2 separate regions of the Homo sapiens genome follow, and region 1 is linked to region 2. A link is a loop called in an ENCODE intact Hi-C map of the cell type or tissue named here. Cell type or tissue: gastrocnemius medialis. All regions are shown on one strand. Each heading gives the region's core, and the rest is flanking DNA. Links, peaks and the distances in the headings are about the cores only.

Region 1 (7,254 bases), core at 2,566-5,065, 1.6 Mb before region 2:
TACCGAGTAGTTGGGACTACAGGTGCATGCCAACATACCTGGCTAATTTTTAATTCTTTTTGTAGAAACAGGGTCTCACTATGTTGTCCAGGTTGGTCTCAAACTCCTGGCCTCAAGTGATCCTCCTGCCTCAAGCCTCAGCCAAAGCTCAGGATTACAGGCGAAGCCACTGCACCCGGCCCTGGTGTACACAAAATACTGAACCATAAAAGGTTTGGTTTTGGCATCATCCTATTTCCCTTTCTAGACCTGGACCCGAGACTTATCTCTGCAGAGCACAGCATTATGTGAGGCGCCCCAAAGCCAAGTGTCTGCAGCTGCTGCTCTTCCCAGCTCAGTGTTGGTAGGAGCTCAATCTCTTAAAAGAAAGCACCCTGATATGGGACAGACCAGCCCTCCCAGGGACTTTGCACATCTTTTTTTTTTTTTTGAGTGAAACAGGGTCTTGCTCTGTTGTCCTGGCTAGAATGAAGTGACACAATCATGGCTCACTGCTGCCTCAACCTCCTGGGTTCAAGTGATCCTCCTGCCTCAGCCTCCTGAGTATCTAGGGCTACAAGCACATGCCCAGCTAATTTTAAAATATTTTTTATTGTAGAGGCGGAGATCTCACCACGTTGCCTTGGCCGGTCTCCAACCCCTTGTGAGCTCAAGTGATCCTCCCACCTCGGCCTCCCAAAGTGCTGTGATTATAGGTGTGAGCCCTTACACCCAGCCTGTTTGCATCTTTTAATGAGTACCCAAATTAACCTCTAATTGGTAAGTTCCCAGGCAGTGGGCTGGAGGGGAGTGACAATTTCAGACTGTGCTGAGGATGGAATTTGGAAGCAAATTAGAGTTAGGGGCTGGGATGGAAAGATCATTGGCAAGTTAGGGGGTTTGCAGATCAGGGGTAAATATCTCTAGCAGTTTTGAGTGACTTCAGTGTCATTCTGCATGTGTGCTTGGGTGAGGCCAGAGACAGAAGGTCAGTTCAGGGAAAAGGCTGGAAGCCAGAGAACTGCTGAGCTGGGAGAAAGGCCTCAAGGTAATGGGGCTGCAGCAGGCCTGACTCTCCAGGGGCCACCACCTGAGAGCCCTCCCCATGCAGCATGGTTCTCCAGCTGGTTCTCTAGCATTTTGCCCTGCAGAACAGATGCCCTTGCTGCCAAATTGCCCACACAGCAGTTCCCTGTGGTCAGGAGAGACTTGCTCAGAAAGTCCTGCCTCAGCGGCTGTGAGCTGGGCTCTGGGAGCCTGGGTCTTTCCTAAAGAGCCTGCTGTAGGAGGTGAGCAGAGCCTAACAGGCCCGGGGACACAGTTGTGCCAGGGCCATGCAAGGACAGATTCCCTTCCCACCGCAAGCCAGGTTTTGCCATGGCACTGCATGCTAAAGTCCTCCATTAGGATGAAACTTAGTCATCGCGCACATGGATCTCCTCCTCTGCCTCCCAGGGGATCCCAATTAAGAAGCCCCCCTGCTTGCTGTTCCTTTGAAAAGTTCTGCTGGCTGTGCAGGAAGCGGGGCAGGGGAGGAGGAGACCTGCCTGCTCACCAGGCCTTGGTGGGACCACAAGAGAATCTGGGTCCCTGTCCTGCAGAATGTAAAGCTGGGGTTGCCCTGCCTCGGCCATTGTGCCTTTGCTAACGCTGAGTTCTCCAGTGGAAGCATTCCTCGGATCACCTCTCAAGTCCTGGCCATCAAAATTAATCCAGAGTGACAGAAGTCAAAATAGGGTTACCTTTAGAGTGCAAGGATGACAGGGAGGATTCTAGAGTGCTGATGCCCTATTCCTGATCTCGTGGTGGGGATATGGGTGTGTACTATGTGTAAAAATTCATCAAACTGAATATGTCAAATGGTGATGCTGCTTTGGAAAACAGTTTGGCAGTTCCTCAAAAATGGAACATGGAGGCCGGGCGTGGTGGCTCACGCCTGTAATCCTAGAACTTTGGGAGGCCGAGGTGGGTGGATCACCTGAGGTTAGGAGTTCGAGACCAGCCTGGCCAACAGGGTGAAACCCCGTCTCTACTAAAAATACAAAAATTAGCCAGGCATGGTGGTGAGCACCTGTAATTCTAGTTACTTGGGAGGCTGAGGCAGGAGAATCACTGGAAACCGGGAGGTGGAGGCTGCAGTGAGCCGAGATCAAGCCACTGCACTCCAGCCTGGGCAACAATGCCAGACTCCATCTCAAAAAAAAAAAAAAAAAAAAAAAAGGAGGGGTAATCTATAGACTAAAACAGACTAAAAAGTTATATCAGCCAGTTTCAACATCTGCATCTCATTTGTACCCTGATTCAAATTCTTTTTTTTTTTTTAGACAGAGTTTCACTCTTGTTGCCCAGGCTGGAGTGCAATGGCGCCATCTCAGCTTACTGCAACCTCTGCCTTCCGCATTCAAGTGATTCTCCTGCCTCAGCCTCCCAAGTAACTGGGATTAGAGGCACTTACCACCACGCTCGGCTAATTTTTGTATTTTTAGTAGAGATGGGGTTTCACCCTGTTGGCCAGGCTGGTCTCGAACTCCTGGCCTCAGGTGATCCACCTGCCTTGGCCTCACAAAGTGCTGGGATTACAGGCATGAGCCACTGTGCCTGGCTCAAATTCTTTTTAATAATTCACACAGGACAGTTTTAAGACAATTGGGAAATTTAAATTCTAGGAATTATTGCTAGTTTTGCTGTGCAGTAGAATGGTGGTTATGATACCCAAGAAGTTCTTTTCGAGTGATCTGCTAAAACATTCACAGATAAAATAGTATGATATCTGGTATTTGACTGAAAATAATAGAAGATGGAGTGAACTGATGGGTGTGGGGATGGGGCTGGGTTAAGCCATTGCTGGGGCAGGAGAGTGGGTAGGTTTGTAGTAGTTCATGATACTATCCTGTCTACTTTTGTGTATGTTCGAGTCTCCAAAGTTAATAAAGCTAAAACAAAGATATATATAGATCAAAAAATATATATGATGTATAACAAAGTATTTCTCCAGAGAAACAAATATAAACAAAATGGAACAGATTGAGAATCCATAATTATGTAAGAACAAGATCTTTCTCATCTCAGCCAGTTTTTCCATAACTAGGTTTTTTGGCAATGTGTGTTTCACAAGCTGGGACTCTCAACTCCTAATCCAGAAAATTAAGCAGAAACTTACAGATTACTAAAACCCAAGGAGAAAGAGTTGGATGCAGAAAAATTTATGGAAGATTCTGGGTCAGAAATGAGCAAGTGTTCACACCAGAAGGTCCTCTACTGAAGGCATGAGCCAGGCTGCAGACGTGCTGGTGACTGAATTGGATATGAAAATAGCATATCTGTCTGGCATCCTCCTTCCTCACAGAATTGGATGGCAGATCCCTGGTTCTCAGGACCATTGAACATTAAAACCACCTGGGGGCTGGGCACAGTGGCGCACACCTGTGATCCCAGCACCTTGGGAGGCCGAGGCGGGTGGATCGCTTCAACTCAGGAGTTTGAGACCAGCCTGGGCAAGATGGGGAAACTCCATCTCTACAAAACAAACAAACAAACAAACAAACAAACAAACATCCCACCTGAGGAGCTCTGAAAACATACAGATGCCCAGGCCCATCCTGGACCAATTAGATTGAGATCTCTGCAGGAGGGAGGCCTGGGGTTTCAGTGGTTTCAAATGCTCCTCGGGTGATTCTAACCTGCAGCCAGAGTTGAGACTTGTGGTGTTAGGACAGGCAAGATTGGGATTTAAGCTGGTGTGCCCATATTTAAAAACAGCTGGGTGAACGAGCTGGGAAATGGTGGCAGCCATGGCTGCCAACTCAATGACAAATTGAGTTGATAGGTGAGACACTGGGTGTCACCTTTAATCTGTTTGCTGTGAGTCACCTGAGGTCATTTGGAGCCACTGTGTCCAACCTGAGTCACTTCTCTCTGGGACTCTGGGGTGTGGCTAAGATCCTAGTAGGCCGAAGGTTGGCTGCTTTGGACTGAGCTGTGGGCTTCTATGCTGCAGGCTTTGGCAAGCGCATATCAAGTACAAGCGTAAACAGCTGGTCAGCAGAAGACACAGTCTGGATAAAGCTGGGGAGGGAAGAGTTGTGGAGTGCACGAAGATTGGCCTCCTGCTTCATGCTGGGCTGTGAGTCAACCCAAAGTAACACTCAGCAGCTGAACAGGCAGTGCCAAGCCCAGATTCCATCTCCACAGCAATGAGATTCCTCCCCCAGCATCCGTGTCTAGCGCTGAATAGTGTGACTTTCATCCCTGCCACAGCAGAAAGTCAAACTGGCTAATTGGCAGGGAACAGAGAGATTTAAAGCAAACGCGTCAGGAGCCACTGATCCCCGACGACTGTGGGGAGGGGAGACACGTAGTTTCTAAGCAATCGCGACACGTTATGGGAAACTGTGATTCAAGTTTCCCAAATTCTATTCTCAGGTATTAGCTGTGGCACAGAGCAAGGCCCCCTTCCCTGCAACTTCCTTGCCACTCAGGTCGGTGGGAGGGACAGCTCGAAGCTAGGATGAGTGTTGCTTAACCTTTTGCCTGTCCAACAGGAGCCAATCACTTCCAGGACATCTTGATCCAGAGGGAAGGCACCTGCCCCCAACACGGGGTTTGTGGCTGAGCTGGCCTTGCGTCATGCCCGCCTGCTCCAGGTGTGACTTGCACTTTGACCTTCTCTTTGCCTGAGCCCCACCAGTTTACCTGTTCTGACCACTGACCAGCTCAGCACTGCTCACAGTGCCCCAGCATTGGGGTCCCTCTTGCTTGGCCTCTTTCAGAAACTTCCCTTCTCAGGCGGCCTTTTCAGGTGTGGCCTGGGACCTCTGCCTCTCTGCCTCTGGCCCCAGAGGTCCCGGCCTCACTTATCTGCTGCCAGAAAATGAGAAGGCAAGGCTCTGTAACCAATCAATCGGCCAGCCGGCCAAGGAAATATTGAAGACTCATAAAGAGCTTTGAGAGAGACGTATTTGGGAAGCGCTATCTGTAGGAGGCGGAGTGCTCTGGGTGTGAGGGGGAGATGCAGGGGCTATGGACTCAGGACTGATTCTTGAAGGAGGTGGGGCTAGGATGAGGTGAGAAGGATGAGCATATTAATTTGGTGGTGAGAAGAGGTGGGACAGGGTGGCTGAGTGTGTGGGGACCAGAGAAGAGGCAGGAGTGAGTGCGTGCTGAGAACACTCGTGGGTGGGGTGATACCCCCAAATACTTAACCATGGGCCCTGACCCACCAGAATCTGTGCCAGGTAGGACCCTTAGCTGCTAGGTTGTGGGGACACCTGGCCAGTCCTGGGAAAGGACCAGGAGAATGATGGGCAGGTGGCCACTGGGTCGGAGGTGGGGGCAGCTCAGGGCAGCAGCTGTTTACCAACCAGTATGGAAGTGGTTCAATATTTTATTAACTATAAAGGACCCTAAAGAGTGTGCAGTAACAGAATCCTCACCATGCCCGTGGGATGGGGCAGCGACATGGCCGCAACACCCCACCATGAGATGTGAGCTCAGCACTCAGACACTCTGAGGGGATGAGCTGTGTACTTGTCTGCAGGAGGACACAGTCATGAGTCAGAAGCTGCTGTTTTCCTTCCTTGGAAAGGAAGGTACGTTCCAGCATAGTGCAGGGGGCCCCTCAGGCCACCCCAGGCTTAGGGGAAGCTGAGCTGCCTCTATCCTTGCCCAGCCATTCCCAGCTTCCCCCTCTGCAGCCCTGGCCCCACCTGGGCGTGGCTCCCACAGCGGTGTGGGATAGAGAGGCTCTCAGGCTCCCCTGTGAGTCTGACTCCAATTCCTGTTGGTCTTGTAAAGTCAGAAGAAATCCCAGTGATGACAAGAGTATAAAACAAGACTTGTCAAACTTCATTTTGAGCCAGGAAAATCACAGGATTGTCATCGGGACAGGGGTTGTTGTTGTGACCTCTGTAGTTGGTCTGGCTGCTGCATAGTCGCTCTCGCTGAAAGCCACAAGACTTTGCTGGAAGGAAAGCCTTCCTCCCTCGATATGGAGGGCTCCGAGCTTCACAGGCAACCGCAAGGATCTGGCATGTGTCACACAGCAATGCTTCGACAGGCCAGGAATCCCACCTTCAGGGACCCCCAACAGAAGAAGAATCCCAAGTGCTGACACTGTAGAGCAGACGTCAGCTGCAAGCTCAGCACAGCCACTGCAGTGAGAGGTCTTGGTGGAAGCGACAGAGCTGACCTGGCTGACTCGTGCAGGCAATGGACATGGGGAAATATGTGCAGAACTTATCAGTCGGAAGGCTGGAGAACCGCATGGGGAAAATGGGCAGGTATCAAGGCGGCTGGCAGCAGGAGATGCAGGCGAGGCCAAGCTGTGGCCAGGCTGTGGTGAGGATACCGTGGCCGGGACTGCTGCCACAGGACACAGGATGCTACTCTCACAGATGGTCTCCTGGCCTAGCTGCCATGGCCAAAAATAAGTTCTCTTCTGTTCCTGCACCCTAGCCTTCAAAGCCCCACTGGGCTGGGCAGGATAGGAAGGCTGTGACCTCTGCAGGGGTGGGGGACAAGAGGGACACCTGGTTCCTTCCATTCCTTCCATTTCCAGAGGGGCTGATGGATTCCTGCCAAGAGTCACCGGGGAATCCTCCCAAATAGAATGGATGCTGGAAGCTGGACCGCCAAAACAAACAGAACAATAGCAACAAATGCCCATTATATATTGGGGAAGCAATTGTGTCGATGGAAACAATAGAACGAGCTAGTTTTGTCTTTAAACCTAGGAAATAAGGCCAGGCATGGTGGCTCATGCCTGTAATCCCAGCACTATAGGGGGCTGAGGAGGGTGGATCACTTGAGGTCAGGAGTTCGAGACCAGGCTGGCCAACATGGTGAAACCCGGTCTCCACTAAAAATACAAAAATTAGCCAGGTGTGGTGGTGCACACCTGTAATCCCAGCTACTCAGAAGGCTGAGGCAGGAGAATCGCTTGAACCCGGGAGGCAGAGGTTGCAGTGAGTTGAGATCACGCCATTGCATTCCAGCCTGGGCGACAGAGAAAGAGTCCATCTCAAAACGAAAACAAAAACAAAAAACACCAAAAAAACAAATAAATCTAGGAAATAGATGAATAACATCACCTCCCAGGTGAATAAGAGAGCAAAAGACTCTGTGGGTTCATCCTCTCATTCCTCAGGGGAACCATTTCCAAATGAGACATGTACACAGGCAATACCTGCAGGGCGAGCTGCATTCTACATAGACATTCAAAACCGTCTCAATTCAAAACCGTCTCGATTCAGAGGAGTGCAGCTCCTATCTCATGCA
Region 2 (7,254 bases), core at 2,169-4,668:
CTTTGGTGGATGCTCACGGGGCACCTGACCTGGAACCTGAGCTCAGGAGAGCTGCCTGGTATATGAGCTTGTTTCTTCTCAGTTCCTGGGCTGTGGCCCAGAATGGTGCCATTATTCTCTCTGCCAATGTTTCAGCGGCCAGCAGCCTTGTGGCCCGGGGCCTGATGCAGGGGCCAGACTCTGGCCTCAAGGCTTCTTTCCCCGCAGTTCCTGGATTCCAGATGCTCCTGTTTCTGTCTGGGGACCCAGTTCCTGATACCCTTTACCCCAGTCACTCAAGCTCTGCCCACTACCAGTATCTCTGGCCCCAGGAAACTTCCCTAAGGGTCCCCTGGGGAATTCCAGATCCCCTAAGGCATGTTCTCCACCCTCTGGAACTGATCCCATTTAGAGCCCCAGGGACAAAGGCAATACCAGGGCTTTTCCTGGGGGGTGGGGGGCTGGGGGGATGGCGAGGAGCAGGGCAAACTCCTTCAACATCTCTCAGCCCCCATCCCTGGCCCCGATTAGTAATGGAGAAACAGATACCATTATGAGGCAGTATGACTTATGCTAATCATCCAAAACACAGGTTCCCTTTTGTGAGACGCTAGAAATGCAGACCAACTGGAATATCTCAGAGGTCCTTTTCCAAGGAAGGTGTGACCTTTGTCATAAGAGCTTTGGGATCAGGTGCTTTGAGGTTGGCAGGGGTGAGGCATTGCATTAGGGGAGATGGGCGGGCAGAGGGGGTACCAGCCCCTCTTATTTACCCCTGGGTTTTTTGTCCTTTCAGCCTGGAGGCCGGCCCTGTATCTCGCCGCCCTGGACTGTGCTGAGGAGACCAACAGTGCAGTCTGCAGAGACTTCAACATCCCTGGCTTCCCGACTGTGAGGGTGTGTGACTGACAGGAGGGGAAGGCAGGCTGGGCCTGCTTTGTTTCCCTTTATAAGGGAAAGGGACCATGTGGGATGTGTCGGGATGGGCAGATTTCAGCTGCTCTGATTTGAGCTGGGAGGTGATCATCACTTGGGCTGGTGAGAGCTCCCACCTCCCAAGGTCCTCTTCAATTGCTCTCCCTCTTGACCTCCAAGCCTTAAGAGGTCTGATCTAACTCTATAAAACCAGGATTCAGGCTCTGACCCACCTGTGGGCAGGGTCAGACTCTAGAAGCCTAGTGGTCCCCCACAAAGGGACCCCAGACACTCTGGCAAGCCTCAGCCTCCTCAGGCAAAAATGCCTTGAACCACAGGTAGCTAAGAAGGGACCTGTCAGGGTAGCCTCACCCCACTGTCAGAATGTCAGTGCCTCAGGCAGCAGGGATCCCCGGCACGGGAGTTATCACACCCAAGGCATGAGGGCTTTGTCACCCCCGCTCTGGTGGAAAGTGGCACGAGATCTCTGATGATGCCTTACCTGCCAGCCTGCCCAGTGCAGGGCATCAACAGCTTAATTAACGTCTGAACAGCTTCCAAGGCTCTCAAATAGGAGGCCCTGGATAGCCCAGGGCAGCAAGGCTGCTGCAGTTATGGTGAGGGCCCTCCCCTGGGCTCAGGCCTGGCTCCAATCCAATTAGTTTTCTTCCAGATTAGAGAAGCCAAATTCAAATCTCTGTCTCTGTAGCACCAGCTATAAATAATATGTACCCTCCCACCAGAATGGCATCTAGAAAACCAGTTTCTTCTGTAGCCATTAAGGATTATTAGGAAATGCCTTTGAAAGCTGAAATGCCAAGCATTGTCCCTGGAACAAGATACCTCTGAGCTGGGGGTAGGGGCAGCCAAGTTTCAAGCAGAACTGTGAGCCAGAACTCAGCTTAATTACCCCAGCAGCATCCATCCGGGAAGTAAGGCCGTGGCTCCACCAGGAACATCCAGCTCTAACTCCATGTGACCTTTCTGTTCCTCGAGCCCAGTGCAACCCCCACTGGATTCAGGGTTTCCACACCTAATAGAAGTCCCTTCCTAAACTGTTACCACATAGGGTCAGGGCCCCCCAGGCCCCAGGTTTAGCTGAGACCAGGTTGGTCTCCTGATAGCGAACCAACAGCTACTGCCGTGTCATTGAAAAGTGGCAGCAGAGAGTCTGCATGTCAATCATCCCTTTGAAATGAAAGGCCTTCCTGGCAGGGACATGGTGCTATCTTTGGCCCTAAGGTGTGTAATTGAGAATATTCAAACAGGGCACTCTGTTCCTTTGGCTGAACCAGGGTGAGTGGCCCTGAGTGGGAAGCTGTGGGCAAGTTAGTGTGGCACAAGGAACCATCATTCACAGGCTGATATTTTTCTCCCAGTGAGCATGAGCCGCAGGGGTGCAGCCACTGCCCAGCCCCCAGGGGAGGGGTTGACACTGGTACAGCAGCCAGGGCAAGACAACCGATTGGAGTTCTGTAGGGCCTGACACCTGAGCTTTCTGACTCTGCCTGGGAGAGGCTGGGCACAGCAGGGATGAAGGAGGCGGCCTAGGCCCAGGAGGTCAGAGGCTCCTCAGCGCCACCCCATGTCACGCAGCGCACGCAGCCTGGATGCCTCAGGTGAGTCACCATCTCCTGAACTGCCTGGCTGGCTGTGGGAGGGGCACTGGGAGGGCCCTCGCTGGGCTCCTCAGCCCTCCCCTGCCTCCAGACGGGCAGCACCTGGCAGGGCCAGTCTGGTAGTCATCTGTCCACAGACCAACACGGTGGCCTCCCCCGGCAAAGCCTTTCCTGCCTCTCCTGAGGAACCTGTGGCTCAGTTTTGGCCAGGGGGAGGCACCCAGTGCCCAGTCCATAGGCCAAGTGGCTTGAGCTGGCAGGTCTCTGCTCTGAGGTCCTATGCAGCGGCTCTCAAATAGTTTCTTACTGTGACCAACTGTAAGCAATACACATTTTTACATTGTGATCCCAAAGTTGGTATGTATCTATTATCATTAAACCAGAAGTTTCATAAAACAAGATTCTTACTAAGTGCAGTTAAACTGTGATATTTTCTGTTCTATTTTTTTTTTTAAATCCGGCTGTGATTAAATACATTGATTTGACAGCTCATTACAAGGTTGTTTCTAGTGTTTGGAAAACACTACTCAAACAGATTCCAATATCCAGAGATTCGGGGCCATGAAGAACCTGTGTGCCCTTGGCAGAGGCTGACCTGGAGACTGCTGGTGGGCCAGAGACATAGCCCTGTTGCCCTGCCTGCTGCCCTCTGGGGGCTGGAGCCTGTCCTTGCACTCTGTCCATGAAGAGCTGAAAAGCGAGGGCCCATGCGAAGCAGGGGGAGGAGAGAGTGCTTTTGGTATGATGGGGACAGGCCCACACACAAGTCTGGCCTCCCTGAGTGGCATGTGTGACTGTCCTTTTCTTCTGTCTCCAGCCCCTTGTCACTATGAGCAAACAGTGAGCTTCTACCAGCCCAGCCTGTTTAGCAAACACCTGGGCCCTGAAGGGCGGGCCAGCTGTGTCAGGTCCCCATCAGGTTGGAGCCAGAGCCCAGCTGGAAGGAAACAAAGGCGTGGGAGAGGGAGGGGCTGGTTGGCTGCAGGTTCTGGCTGGAGCTTGGCAACCTAGAGGCTGGAACTTCCGGGTCAAGGGGCTTCTCCGTGGGCCTCAGGAGTGCCCTTCAGTGGGAATAGAATGGGACTTTTTATGGCCGAAGGCCTGGCCGGAGCAAGGGGTACACAGCACAGCAGCATAGGGGTGGGGAAGGGCAGGTCTTCTCTCTTCGAGGCTCTGAGGAGATCAGTGATGTGGTTTCAAATCCAGGCCTCTCTGCTTACTGTGTGTGGCTTGGAAAGTCACTTATCAGTGCCCCAGCCGTGGGCCCCAGTTTCCTTGTCTGTAAACATGGGATGATAACATCCACCTAAGAGGACCGTTGCCAAGTGTGAAGTGAGGTCTCCCATATGCAAGTGCCACCATGCTAGTGTGATTTGGACTTCAGTAAAAGTTAGTTTGCTTCCTTCCCGTTGTCCCATCTCACTCCTGGGCCACCCGTGGGGCTGCTGGTAGCTGGTGTGTGGCTGCTGCTGGACTGTGTGGCAGTCCATCCATCTGTCAGCAGCCACTGCGGGCCTACTTGCTGGGTGCCCAGCACCGCACTCACCACTGCAGGCGTGGCCAGGAGCGTGAGATCCCCAGAGCCCATGGCCAGTGAGAGGCGGCCAGGGATAGGTACCCAGGGTATGCCACAGGAGTTTGCTGGGCTCACGGAGCTCTTTCACTGGTCAGAGAGGAGTGTGTGTAGGAGGGGACTTCTACTTGGTGTTGAAGGACAGATGGGGTTTGGCTGGGAGAGAGGAGGAATGTGGGCGGGCCTTATAGGCAGGCGAGAAGGTGAGAGCCAAGGCCCTCTGTGGGCAGGGCGAGGTGGCGTGTTGAGGAGACTCGTCCAGCTGGGCAGAGGCTCATGTTGAGGGATGAGGCAGAGCTGGGGGAGGAGGGAGCCCAGAAATGGCAGGTCCTTGAATGCAGGTTTGGAAGCAGGGACGCCCTGTGAGGGTACAGAGTCTGGGCTGTTACCTTCTGTGGCTTTTGCTAGAAGGTGAGATGTCAGGGAGGAAGACAGGACTCCAGGATGTCTCCTGTCTCTCTCTGGAAAAAGGAGGTGGGCCCCTTTCTCAGCAGTCAGCTGCTGTTTTTGAGGTCTTCTCCATGGATAATCCACGGTGTTGGAAGTGGTTAAGGTAATGGATCCTCATGGGCTTACCATAAAAATATCTGGAGGCTGGACCATTTTCCTTAAAACGTTATAAAAGCTGGAATTGAATGCCATCGGTGTCACCCCTGGGAAGTGTGCTTTCTCTTGAGCTCTTTTGGCCCCAAGATAGCAGTCACTCCATAGTTTCGTGAAGACCAGCCTGGTGTTGCCTGGTTTTCTGCCATTAGGGAGCAGCTAGAGGTCTTCCAGTAGCTCCTGTGTAAAGTGATGAAAGAAAAGGGCTGGGTGCTGACTGCTCCTGGAGAAAAGCAACACACTCCCAGAGTCTTAATTGCCTGCTTCCAGGGAGCTGTGGTGGTTTCCCTTGGGCAGGGCACACGCCCCAGTGGTTGACTTAATAAGGATACATTTTAATCAGAGGACAAAAATGTGCCCTGACTTGATTTCCGCATGGGCTTCCAGCATGGTCAAAGGGCAGAGATTCTCTGTTCAGCTGAACAGATGTCTATTGAGAGATGCCAGACACTGTGGAGCTTGCAGAGATAAATAAAATGTCGTCCTGCTTCCTGGTCAGAGGTGGGTGCATGGGTGAGTGGTGGATTCAGGTTGAAGTTCATTGCAGCTGGAGTGGCGGGAGTGGAGGGCAATGTGAGGTGAGTTTGGGTTTGGAGCCTGGAAGGCCTTGAATGCAGTGAGTTTGGACATTATTCATTGACAGTGGGGAGTCATGGAAGAGATTTGAGGAGGAGCAAAATGTTCAGACCAGAACTGTGCCTTAGAAAACTAACCTTAGTAGCAGTGAGGAAGATAGCTGGAGTATGAAAAGATTGAGCATACTAAAACTTCTGAGAGCATGAAAGGTGGGGACTGATGCAGTGACCCAAAAATACGTCATCATCTGTCGGGCCTGGTCTAGACAAGGCAGGTGGAGAAGGAGAGGACTTTTGAAGAGGTAACACGGAGGTCAAATTCATAGGACTTGTCAGCTAACTGGATGACGGGTTTTTGAAGAGGGGGATGGTGTGGGTGGCAGGGAGGGGGACTGGTTGCTGGGTGAGGTAAACACAAGTGGCAAAGCAGGTTGAGAGAGGGGTGATTCAGTCTTGGGGATGGTGGGGGAGGGGCAGTATCCAGACACCTGAGTGGAGGCCATCAGGAAGAACCAGGAGTCTAGGACAGGTGAGGTCTGAGATGCAGAGGGTTCAGATGGCAAATCATTTGGACAAAGTCATTGGCTTTGGCAAGGGAGAAATGATAGGTTTGTTCATTGATCCCTTTATCCACTCATCATTTAGAAGCAAGATTGAGCAACTTCTTTGTGACAGTGCCTTCAACAGCTTTTTAAACAGAAGAGTGTCAGGACCTGACATGTGTCTGTAGGAGAGACCGGGGTAGGAGATGGGGGTGGACAGTGGGCACAGGAGAGCAGTCGAAAGTGAAGCTAGGACCAGGGCAAGGGGGCCAAGTAAGGCTGGTCAGTGTCAAGCCAACCAGGGGAGGGTGGCAACGTGAAAGCAACAAAGGAGAGCAACCACAAAATGTGGCACGAAAGTTGACAAATGCTCGCCATGGGAAGACAAAGCAGGCAGTAATAACATCTGTACCAGAGAGAGGCCAGGAGGGCGGGGAGAGATCACTGGAGTGGCTGAAGAGAAGGTCACCAAGGAGCTTCCCTAGAACGGCTTCAACTGAGGGTTGTGGGGATGGCCAGAGAGCAGTCTGAGGAGCAAGGGCAGACGCTGTTCCAGGAACATTGGCAGCATGGGGACACGGGAAGGAAATGCGGTTACTCGAGAAGGAAGGAGGGCCTCTCTTCATCCCCATCCTCCTTCCCTTCCCATCCTTTCCTTTTTTAAGGGTTAGACTAGAAGGATTCGAATCTATCTGTAGGCCTAGTTGGGCGGCTGTAGTAGAAAAGAGGAATGATGAGAGATGGCTAGGAAGAAGTTCCTGAAGAGCGTGAGGCGTGGGAGCCAGAACTCGGAGGAGACATTGGCCTGGGAGGTGGGTGCGAAGCTTCTGAGGACAGAAGGGAACAGCTGAGGTGCAGCAGGGCCTTCCCTTCAGCCTGCATCCTGGGGAGAGGCTCTTGGGGTCCCTGCATCCCCCTGGGCCACTCTGGCTGACCGAGGTTCCTGGTCAGACTCCAAGCTGCTTGTGGCTGCAGGGATCTTGAGGGGTTGCCTTTTTAAAATTTTTTTATTTTTTGAGACAGAGTCTCTCTCTGTCGCCCAGGCTGGAGTGCAGTGGCATGATCTCGGCTCACTGTAACCTCCACCTCCCAGGTTCAAGCAATTCTCCTGCCTCAGTCTCCTGAGTAGTTGGGATACAGGTGCATGTCACCAAATTTGGCTAATTTTTATATTTTTAGTAGAGACGGGGTTTTACCCTGTTGGCCAGGCTGGTCTCAAACTCCTGACCTCAAGTGATCCGCCCACCTCGGCCTCCCAAAGTGCTGGGATTACCGGCATGAGCCACTGCACCCGTCCTGGAGAGGCTGCCTTTTGGTAGAAGTAATGCAAGCCTCTTTTAATATGGGCACCTGCTCAGATGTGGGTGACCTGATGGTTGATGACAAAAAAATGACCATATTACTTTTCAGAGGTGAAAATAACAGCTGTAGCTGTGGGAAAGCCACCC

The links. Peaks named below come from ENCODE experiments on the same cell type or tissue, not always from the same donor. Only the 100,000 strongest peaks of a DNase experiment are listed, where the experiment ranks them.
Region 1: it touches region 2 in a loop (10-fold over the local background); 1 of 110 quality-filtered maps calls a loop at or near these places.

What each region holds. Positions count from the first base shown.
Region 1 is chr1:178,533,127-178,540,380 of GRCh38, forward strand. No RefSeq gene overlaps it. Among named protein-coding and RNA genes, the nearest start is that of C1orf220, 6.0 kb to the right of the region's middle. RefSeq lists an enhancer at 3,263-4,462. In gastrocnemius medialis, for the core only: no CTCF peak of the experiment used is centred there; DNase peaks (open chromatin) are centred at 3,865 and 4,575; H3K4me3 peaks cover 363 bases; H3K27ac peaks cover 1,815 bases.
Region 2 is chr1:180,165,716-180,172,969 of GRCh38, forward strand. QSOX1 (quiescin sulfhydryl oxidase 1) reads left to right here. Exons shown (of 12, transcript NM_002826.5): 2 at 776-876. Among named protein-coding and RNA genes, the nearest start is that of QSOX1, 14 kb to the left of the region's middle. RefSeq lists enhancers at 1-652, 653-1,310, 1,311-1,966, 1,967-2,624. In gastrocnemius medialis, for the core only: a CTCF peak has its summit at 3,166 (motif pointing left); DNase peaks (open chromatin) are centred at 2,556 and 3,167; H3K27ac peaks cover 2,167 bases.